Linked DNA regions of Homo sapiens: region 2 is linked to region 1. Evidence: read pairs that join two places in POLR2A ChIA-PET (ENCODE). Cell type or tissue: MCF 10A. All regions are shown on one strand. Each heading gives the region's core, and the rest is flanking DNA. Links, peaks and the distances in the headings are about the cores only. Region 1 holds the start of LOC124902242 (a long non-coding RNA gene). Region 2 has its middle 300 kb from the start of ACTL7B.

Evidence for each region. Peaks named below come from ENCODE experiments on the same cell type or tissue, not always from the same donor. Only the 100,000 strongest peaks of a DNase experiment are listed, where the experiment ranks them.
Region 2: POLR2A ChIA-PET joins it to region 1 with 7 read pairs; 1 of 35 experiments calls an interaction of 5 or more read pairs at or near these places.

What each region holds. Positions count from the first base shown.
Region 1 is chr9:107,730,815-107,736,198 of GRCh38, forward strand. It overlaps LOC124902242 (a long non-coding RNA gene), which reads right to left and starts at 3,668. Exons shown (of 2, transcript XR_007061719.1): 1 at 3,591-3,668; 2 at 2,549-3,000. It overlaps LOC105376208 (a long non-coding RNA gene), which reads left to right and starts at 3,985. Exons shown (of 7, transcript XR_930229.2): 1 at 3,985-4,078. In MCF 10A, for the core only: no CTCF peak of the experiment used is centred there; DNase peaks (open chromatin) are centred at 2,057, 2,427, 2,927 and 3,977.
Region 2 is chr9:108,549,345-108,554,728 of GRCh38, forward strand. No RefSeq gene overlaps it. Among named protein-coding and RNA genes, the nearest start is that of ACTL7B, 300 kb to the right of the region's middle. RefSeq lists an enhancer at 1,905-2,406. In MCF 10A, for the core only: no CTCF peak of the experiment used is centred there; DNase peaks (open chromatin) are centred at 1,027, 2,227 and 3,507.

The DNA of each region.
Region 1 (5,384 bases), core at 164-5,163:
GATTCTTCAGGCTGGTTGAAGCCCTGGAGGCCCCCATAAACCTGAGTGTCATGAACAGATGGCAGCTTCAGATTCATAGCATCTGTTGGTGTCAAATGTTAGGAAGAGCACAGCCAATCAATTATCAGAGCGTCCTTGTTGAACAAGGCTCTGGTCACTGCTGGAAACCATACCAGAGCTGTTGGTAGTGCCAGGCATTTTTCAAGGAAACACAAGCAATTTAAGATAATCCATGGGTGGAATTTTCATCCCGGGCTCCCCAGTTTCCCTGAAGAACTGTGTGCAGTTGCCAAATGATAGTGAAATAAGCAGTTTGTGATTTCCTTTGAGAAACAAATGCCTTGTGATGGGAGTTAGAGTGAGTCCATCATAATACGTAAGAGAAGAGGGACAGCGTGATTCAAAAGCAAGAGCATGGATTTTGAAGTCAGAAAATCTGGGCTCAAGTCCCATCCTCGAGTTTTAGTAGCTGTGTGTCATTAGACAAGTTACTTGCCCTCTCTGATCCGCAAGATCCCTAGCTATAAAATAGAAATAATACTAGTTACCTTCCAACGCTGTATGTAAAGGAAATAGTACAGGCAATATCATGGAACTCTAATTATCAACATTGCTTTCCTTTCCTGTTCTGTTTTGGGTATCCACTGGCTGAAAGGCTGGGAGGTAGATTCTAAAAATGAAGCTAAGAGGCTACTTTGTATGGGTCATGCTTATGCCAGTTTCCTGATGGCCCATTTCCATGGGCAATTGGCACTGTTATTACATCAATACTTGTCACTCTAACATGGTACAGGTTCACCTCCAGCTCAGCAGCTCTCTGGCCGAGTGCTAGCTCACCCTGGGGATTCTCAGATCTCAGCACTGACACATGTCTTCATGGTGAAGACAGACTGATTGTGTGCCTAAAGGTAGACAGTTGTTTCTCTGCTTGAGGTCTTTTGACTATGCAGATCATGTTGTCCAAGGCCAGCATTACTGCCTCCTAACAGGTCTCTTGCGGATAATCCAGAATTATCATCTTCAGTCTACTCTACCTTATTCCCTTCTTCGTTCTCTGTCTCATCATTCATATATTCATTCTCTGAATGAGGATTGTAAGCTAGCACTGGGAACACAATAGTAGACAAGACTGGGAGCAGCCATGCCTTCAGGGAGTATCCAATCCAGAGGAGGAGACACAGTGGCTGAGGAGTGCAGCTGCAGGCTGTGGGTGCTTGAGGAAAGCAGGTGCACACCAGGCTGAGGGTGGGAGGAAGTGTCGGAAAAGGTGCCTTTCGAGAGCCAGAATTGACAAGTAGCCACCCAGTGGACCTGTGTTTCTTCTGGCTTCTGAGGGTCCTCCTATTTAGAATGTGAGTGACTGTGTCTTGTGTCATCATTCTGTCCATGTTTATCTCTTCAAGTAGACTAAGAATCCTGTCAGAGCAGGAACTGCATCTTCCTCAAGTAGCTATCCCTCCATGCTAATGTTAAATGATTAGGAATCAATCAATCAATCAATGAATTAGTTAAGTAGTTGAAATGAGCATAGGGCGATTTTGGGTGGAGTCACCATCGTGAATAAATATCCCTGTGGTACTTAGGAGAAGGATTCACGTACACACTTCTTGTACGTGAATTTGTACTTCTTGTACTTAAATTTTTGCTAGTGCCAATTCAGGCAAAGCATATTTTGTAGCTTCTTAATTGTAGTGAGCTGAAACTAACAGCAACAAAAAAGCAACACAAATAATAACTACTATCTAGTGAGAACTTACTATATATCAGGGATTGTACCAAGTCCTTCTCATGTTTACCCATTTAATTCTCAGACTGTCTTTATGATACAGTGACAATTATTATCATGCCAATTTTACAGGAGGGGCAACTGATACATGGAGAGGTTCAGTTGTCCCCATAACAAGTAAGTTTCAGAGCCGAGGTTTGAACTAATGCGGTCTCCCTCCCACATCAGAGTTCTGGACCTTGGCAGTGGATTATCTCACTTCCTGCACCCTGTCAAGGGTTAATTCTTGCCTTGTGCCAGGAGCACTGGCAGATTTCTGGCAGTGTGTATTCATCCCTTTGCGGCCTTGGCACAGATTCCCATTCCCTTCTGCTGACTGATCTCTCTTAAAAGAAAGTCATTTTTGACAGAGACATGCATGGAAAGGTCCAGTTTATATGAGTTTAGTCAAGGAATTTCCAGTCCTATTGACAACTGAGTTGTAGCTTGCAGGACCCCACTATTACTCAGGAAAAAGGCTGTGACCGAATGGTTTCTGTCCTCTCTGCCGGCCAGCATTTTGCAATGTTGGTAGGGCCAGGCATTATGACAGGGAATCCAGTTGTTGTTGTGCATATTTCTGAAGACACACGATTCTGACATCTGTAACCCTGCAGTCAGTCAAGGTTTGTACCAGCGTTGTAATCTGTTTCAGGGCTGCCAAATAGTTCTTTTGAAAAACTTACTGGCAGCTTACCCGTTTTCTGCTGTTGTGTTTTGAACAAGTGTTTCCCAAAACTATTTCCTAACAGCACCAAAGGGTTGGAGGAGGAAGGAAAATAAAACAGGATAGTAGAATTTACTGGGGAGGAAAAACACAAAGTGAAACCACCACCACCATTTACCAGCGTCACTCCTAAGCCTGGACTGTGGCTCTGTGCTCTTCATAATTTGAAATCAGAGCTTCTGAGCAGGCGCCCTTTCTCTGGCAAAGGTGATCTCTGTTTTTATTTAGGTTCAGAGAGGGGTTTCTCTTCACCCCTTTGGAAGTTTTCAGTTGGCAACTGTGACTTCCGGGAGAGAAGTTGCAGGCAGTGGATGATTGGAAAATACCCAGTCGTAGAAGAGGCCAGATGCAAAGATGTTGATGACCTGTGGGTTTCAAGGGCAGGAACTCCTTGTTCTGCATGGTGACTGGTGTCACGTGTGTCCAGCTCAGGCCTGCTGACGGAGCCCGCTGCTCATACCATCTTGAGTTGAACAGACTGGACCAGAGGCCACTGGAAGCACAGCTCCTAAAAAATACCAACAGTGATTTTTGGCTTTTTCCCAGCAACCAGGGAATCAGATTGGAGCTAGGTCAGGGTTGTGAGCACCCATTGCTCTCCTGCACATTGTCCTTCCTTTTGGGGTTTTGGAATACACATGGATATATTTAACTAGATATATTACATATATTTTAAAGATATATACTTAGCGTATATATTTAACATAGATATTTCTAGAATATGCATATTCTGAATATATGAAACATCTAAGCTTGACATTATTTGTACATAAAGTAAGTATAATATTTACATTTATCACTTTAAATTTTATACATAGAATGGTTATTTCTCAAGATATCTATATATCTATGTATTTCCAGCTCCTAAATATATTTATATATCTTTATATCTAAATACAGCGAAGATGGTTCATATAAATAGATATATACACACGTACACACACACTGTATATATATGTATATATGTATATATATGTATATATATATTTCTCCTTTTCCAGCTTTTCCAGTTACCTGCACACACACACACAGATACACACACACAGACGCACATAAGCATCTCGTATATAGAGTTTCCTCTTTCTTAAGCTGCCATACCTCAGCAGTCATTGGACACCCCCACATGGCTGTCAGGGCCAGCAAAGCTGTATCCCCTTGGAGAGGCAGAAGAAATTCACAGTCCCCTTGTAAAATCTCTCACTTGCCTTGCACTTAGGGGATGTCAAAAGTGTTCTCTCTCTGCCAGCTCCTCACTTTCCATACCCCCTTGAATCTCACATATTTACCACCTTGTTTTTTCCTTCTTTTTTTCTTTACAATTTTTCAACAGGGCCTTTATTTTCATCAAACGAGCATTTTAATGCGTAGTTCAAGAGAAATTCAGTCCGTATGTTTCAGATTCATTTACAGTTAAATCATCAGTAGTTTTGCAATCACAATTTGGCAGCCAGGAGATCTTGGAGGCTTTTTTTTTTTTTTTTTTTAGGCCCTTTGACTTGGAGTCAAGATGTGCTGTACAGTTTGGTGCTGAGTGCTCTGGACGCCCCAGCAGGGCCGGAGAAAATCTGCAGAGGCAGCAGCAACTGGTAGGTGGAGCAGGGGTTTGGGCCTGCGGACTGTGCTTGCTTCTTTACCATGTGCTCAGAGGCCACTTATCTGAAATGAACTGTGCATTGTCACCCTGGGCTCGGCTTCTCCATCTATAGACTAGGGTGTTACCTACACTTATGAACGTCTTTGTGCTTCATTCCTTTTATCTTGAAAATAGGCATAACAGTAATAGGCTATGAAGGATGCATAAGCTATTCAGGGAAAATGCTTAGTATTTGGCCTTGTAAGAGTTCTATACGGCTGGGCACGGTGGCTCACACCTGTAATCCCAGCACTTTGGGAGGCCAAGGTGGGGAGGATTGTTCGAGCACAGGAGTTTGAGACAGCCTGGGGAACATCGTGAGACTCCCATCTCTATAAAAAATAAAAAAATTAGCTAAGCATGCTGGCATGCACCTGTGGTCCCAGCTACTTGGGAGGCTGAGGTAGGAGGATCTCTTGAGCCCAGAAAGTAGAGGCTGTAGTGAGACCTGTTTGCACCACTGCACTCCAGCCGGGATGACAGAGCAAGACCCTGTCACAAAAAAGAAAACAAAAAAGAGTTCAATAACTCAATGACGGTTACTATTGTTCACATTCCTGCCAGTTGGGTAGAAAATTGCCAATATTGAGGACACCTTGTATGTGCCAGGTGCTGTACTGGCTGCTTTTAACTCAGTTCTAATGAGAATCCCACCTTGTCTCCTACCTCTGCCTCTTACCTTGCTGAGTGTCTTTTCTTCTCTGCATGATTCGCTCTTCTCTTGACTTTCTTGACTGGCTGCAAGTTCACAGGGCTCTGTTGCAGGTCTCCTCTTTTCTGTATCCATACACTCTCCTTAGGCAGATGCATCTTTTTCTATAGATTTAACAACTTCTATGCTGTATTTTCATCCTCAACTTCTTCCCTGAGGTTAGGCCCATACATTCATATTCACTTGGATGTTGCCAGGGGCCTTTAACTCAATAGACCCAAAGCAACATGCTTGACCTCTCTGTTGTCCTCCCCACCTCCTCTGTCTCCAACAAATGGTCCTGTGTGCTTGATTCCTTGCCCTGGCTAATGCTATCACCACCCACCTAGTTACCTAATCCTGGGCACCCATCTTGATGACTCTTTCTGTTTAACCACCAGTCTAATAAATGACCAAGTCCTGTTGATTTTATGGATTTCAGGCTTTTTGAATTTGCTCCTTCCTCCCAGTTTCTGCAGTTCAGCAACTCAGGCTCTGGCAGTTCTCCTAATGGCAGCAGCAACAGCCCTTCTCTTACCTCCTGGCTTCCAGCATTGCCCCCTTGGAA
Region 2 (5,384 bases), core at 319-5,318, 820 kb after region 1:
CTCACTGTCCATATCATGCAAATGCTACAGTGCTGACCTATTTGCCAATGTCAAGTAAAATCTTGGCAGGGCTGTTAGTTAACCAAGTTCATTATCCTTAAAGACAAAGTATCAGGTGAACAGGAAAATCCCGAGAGGGCCTCCCTCCTGCATTCTGAGTGTAGGAGTGACTGAACAGGTTTGGTGCTGAGTCGTCAGCAACAAAAGAGAACTAAACAAAACTTTACGCATCCAGTTTAGTTTGCATGCTTTTCGGACATCCCTGGGGTTTCCCATTTCCTGTTCCCAGTGTCCAGTGGAAGAGCCCTTTTCTCCTAGGGACCACAGATCCAGCACCACTTTTCTTAATGACTTATATTTGCCAACTGGCCGACAAGCAATCCAGGAGCTGCCCTTGTAGAGCCAAGCATGAGATTTCACTCAAAAAAACACAACAAAAACAAAAAAAAAAACAAAAAAAAAAACCCACATGCAGCATTTGTTACTTCTACAATGGGAAAGAAACATTCACGAAAACTTAATTTTGAGCTGAATTAGAGCCCACTTTGGCAAAGGGGGGAAAAATGTGTTTTCACGTTTGCTCCAAATGGTAGCAAACCTCTGCACAGGCCCACAGCCTAGAAGAGGCAGCTCATAAAATCTTCTTTGAAACTTTTTAGTAAAACAAAACTCATTTCTATAGGACCAATCCCTCCTGAAAACACCATGGCAGATCCTTGCTGGCCTTCTGAACAGTGAGCACACCCCTGGGAATAACACAAGTCCCTGTCCTTAAAGAAGCGGATGTCTCTGAGCACTGTCTCATTAATCTTCATGACCAAGCTACAACGAAGTCAAAAACAGTCATTATTTTTTCCCATTCTGCAAATTTTATGGGCTCCAACACTTGCCTGAGGTAACAGGACACATTTGCGGCAGAGTCAGGCCTCCAGGACTGGCCAGCCTCCTGGGAAATTACTGCTTTTCAGCAAGTTCTTGTGTCATCATACGGCCACTCATTTGTTCACATGCTGGACAAGCATTCACTGGATGCTGACTCTGTGCCAGCCACTGAGCTTCATGCCAGGATGGACAACTGATTAATAGGAAAGGCCCTGCCCCAGATAAATTTACAATTTAGGAGGCAGAGGCTGGCAAGTCAATAGATAATTACAAGAAGATCTGAGAACCACAGGCAATATAACTGAGTGGTGAGGAGCACGCTAGGTGTAAAGCAGACCTGGGTTCAAATTCCAGCTCAGCCTTACATTTGCATTTTTTTCATAGTACTTATCTCCTTCTAACATTCTACATATTTTACCTCTTTATTGTTTATACACATATACATGCATGCACGCACGCACGTGCACACACACACACACACACACACAAGAATAAAAATTATATGAGGACAGACATCTTTGTCTGTTCAGGGATGTATCTCCAGGGTCTAAAACAGTACCTGGCATGTAGCAGGAGTTGAATAAATATCCGTTGGATGAGTAAATTCACTATGTGTCCCTAGGAAATGTACTCATCCTCTTTGAGCTTCAGTTTGCTTGTCCATACTAAAGGGGACGCCAAGGTGATGGGATTAGATAACATATAAATGCCCGGCAAAGAGCCCAGCAAAGATTATCATAAGCAAAATAAATGGCTATTCATGTTCAATATTGATAATACAGTGGGCTTCAGTGCTAAGAGGGTCTTAATGAGCATCAGTAGTCTCTGCTTGGGAGTGTCAGGGAAGCTTGCCATGTTGAGTGCTGAAGGATGAGTAGTACAATGTTGCTAGAAGAAAAGAAGAAAGAAAAAGGACACAAAGCAGCAAGGAAGGCAAGACAAAGGCTGCGAAGCCTTCATGCTGCTCTCAAGCCCTACTGTCTAAAACACCATATCCCATTTTTGCTCACAGCCATCCATCCCTGTGCCCTTGACAACTCCTATACTTGAGGGGTACTATCTCCAGGATCAGTTTCAGGACCCAGCATAGAGCAAACGTCCCCTAATTCCTCCTACACAGAGGCAGATTAGTCTTCAAAGATATTGCAGCGTTGGCCTTTCCTTGGGGCCCTTGCCACGGGCTGGATTCTGTGTGCTCAGTATAAATCCACAGAGATGAGGCTGGCCATGTAGTGACTGCAAGAAGTAAAAGAAGCTTTCCGCTCGATGACACATCTCTGATTCAGTCTGCCCTGACAAAGCTGGAGATTAAGTTTCCTTGCCTAAAGCTGCAAGGAGAAACATGACACCCTTTGCTGGCTACAAGTGGAACACGCTTTATTAACCCAGCCTTAATTATATTCCATTTTGAGATTCAATAGTTTCGATTGCAACACTGCATGAAACCAGGGTGACTTGCACCCCATGGGACTCTGTCCATAAATGAAAACGGAAAAGTGCCTTGAAGGCAGTGACCCGCTTATGCCAGCCAGTCAGAGACGCAGCCTAGAGCCTGTGCCTGGCTCCGGGGGAGCCCCAGAGGTGGCCAAATCAGGGCAGGGCTGGGTCCATAGTCAACTGGGTAATGGGAAGGTGGCTTCTATTTATGAAAGAAATGATGGCTCTCTCTGAAAAGTCTGAAGCGAATGTGGCAGGAGTTGCATATAGCCTAACATGCATGCAGCTCTCACCTCACAAATGAAATTCTTTTTCATCTGATCATCACATTCTCTCTTTTCCTCTCCCAGTTTTGAGGAAAAAAAAAAGCAGATTACCTTTCTTTTTTGTATACAGATTACAGTCTACCCTATCTGAGGCAAGCGAGCTAACCTTGTATTCTTTTTTTGAGGTCAAATTTTCTGCAAATATTTTACATGCCTTCCTACGCTTTTCAAATAAGGTAACTGAGGCAGTTGATTGGTCCGAGGGCTGAGTGTCTCCATTATAATACTAATAGCTACCTATTATTGAGCATTTACTATATGCCAAGGAATATGTGAAGGGTTCTATGTGAATTATCTCATTAAAGCTTCGCAACAGCTTTAAGGGCCAACATGTGCATTTCATTTTTCTCATTCCCACAGTGAGAAAAAGGCAGAAGAGAGACTCCCACCCAAATCTACATGAAGCCCAAGTTTGCACCCTTCTTGCTACACTCTGCCTCCACTGCACTGCAGGATCGAGAGGACAGGGAGGATGCCTGAGTCATACTACGTCCCCCAGCACCTGGGAGAAGTCCTGATGAATGGCAGACCTCAGTAATGTTTGGTTAGTTAATTAATTAATTAGGTAATTTTAAAGAACCTTAGACTGGGAACAAAAGGGTTAGTTGGAAGCCAGCTCTGACAGTAATAAGCCACATGGATTTGAGCCAGGTACTTCCCCTATGGGCCTTGGCCTTCCCATTTGAACAGTGAAGCAGCTGGACTAGATGACCTCTGATGGTACCTGATTCAGGGTCTTGCCCCAAGTTCACCCAGCCAGGCAACGTCAAAAGTCTGCCTCCTCATCTCCCACCCCACATCCAAGTCCACGTTCACAAAAACAGGCCCTTAGCCTGACAACATGTTGGCCCAAGCCCCAGTGAGTCATATGTCAAGCTAAGCAGGTACGTAGGCGTGTCTATGAGTTACTGCTAAAAACGCAAGGCTGTTGACTGTCTACTAAAGGGAAGAACAGTTAGCACAACCAGAAACCAGCGTTCTCTTCAAGCCCAGGAATGGAAAGGAAGAGCCTTTCTAAATATAAGGGACCCTCATCTCAATCAGGGAGACATGCAAATGTTTAAAAAAGAGCCTTCTTGGACACAGGTGAGGTGTTTAAAATTAAACCCTTATCACTTAGTCACTGTTACCAGAACAATTTGGTTGTTTTGCCACATTCAGTACATTGCTTTTAGCACCTACCTGGTACTAAGTACTAAACAAGGCAAAAAGAATATAAAGAGAAAAACAAACAAACAATTCTTACCTCAAGAGCACACAATCTTGTGAGAGACAACTATAAGCCAAGTTGGACTTTTAGGAGTGAAAAAAAGGAAGTGCTAATTCTAACAGGGAAATGGGAAAGGAGGAAGAGAGGGTGGAGGTTGGGGCTGCTTTCTCAGTGGACACATTTGATTGAAACCTTGATGAAGAAATAGGCTTTGACAGGTGGAAGTAAAAGAAGACTATTTACCCCCAGGCAAATGATTAGCAAGTGTTAGTTGTCTCAGCATGATGTGTACACACGTGCACACACATGGGTATCCATATTCAGAATGTCCCTTTGCACGCACCTGCACCCATTCATTGAGGTTTCTGTCAGCCAGCCCCAGGAGTGCTCACTAACCATTAGGACAACTGGTCACATTCCCCAGAATGGCCAGATGGAAACACATGTCTCTGTTAAGTACAATTTAAACCATATGCTTCTGGTTTATTTCTGCCTAGTTCATCAAAATTATCTTTCACATTTTAGTTTGGATAGCCAGGAGCCTTCCAAGATCTTTTTTTTTTTTAATTTTACCGTGTAGGAAGTCACTTTTATCGAAGTGAAACACACTGAATTCTCAAAAGATTCCAGGATGCTCTTAGCAGAGGATGTGTTTGGATTCACACACAACGTCTAAAAAGGGAGAGATTCTTCCAAAGTGGGTTTATTAGTTCTGCATTTTCCTCTATTTAATACTTCCCATAAAATTTAATGTGAATATATAGTTTATAAGGTAATTCAGGGCCCCAGGGCAGGGGCCGGCAACTAAAGCCTGAGGGCCAAACCTGACCTGCCATCTATTTATGCATGACCCATGTGTTAAGACTTGCTTTTACATTTTTACTTTAAAACAAAATTTGTTTTAAAAGATGAGATCTTGCTATGTTGCCCAGGCTGGTCTCAAACTCCTGAGCACAAGTCATCCTCCCGCCTCAGCCTCAGGCACATGCCACCACACCTGGCTAATTTATACATTTTAAATGATTGGGAAAATTTAAAGAATAGTCATATATTTTGTAACATGTGGAAATTACATGAAATTCATATTTGTGTTCATAAAGTTTTATTAGAATACAGCCATTCTCATTCATTTACATATTATCTGTGGCCACTTTCACACCACGGTGACAGGGTTGAATAGTGGTAACAGATACCATACGACCTGCAAAGCCTAAAATATTTACTATCTCACCTTTTGCAGAAAATGTTTGCCAACATCTGCTCTAATGTAATAGAATGCTCTTGCTGAACTAGATGCTAAGATTTTTTTTAATGAGTCCTAAAGCTGAAAAATGAAATCATATGAAAGTTGCTGGTAGTTTTTATCTTCTAGGAACTAAAGGGTTGAATTTACCTTTAGGTCACACTGTCCCAAAAGTTTTTGAAAAATAAATCTAATGGGCCTTTTAATTAACCCGATGTAAAGCATTATACCCTGCCATTATATTTGAGGTAAAATAAAGTCCCCATTAATCTGAATGTAGATGTTT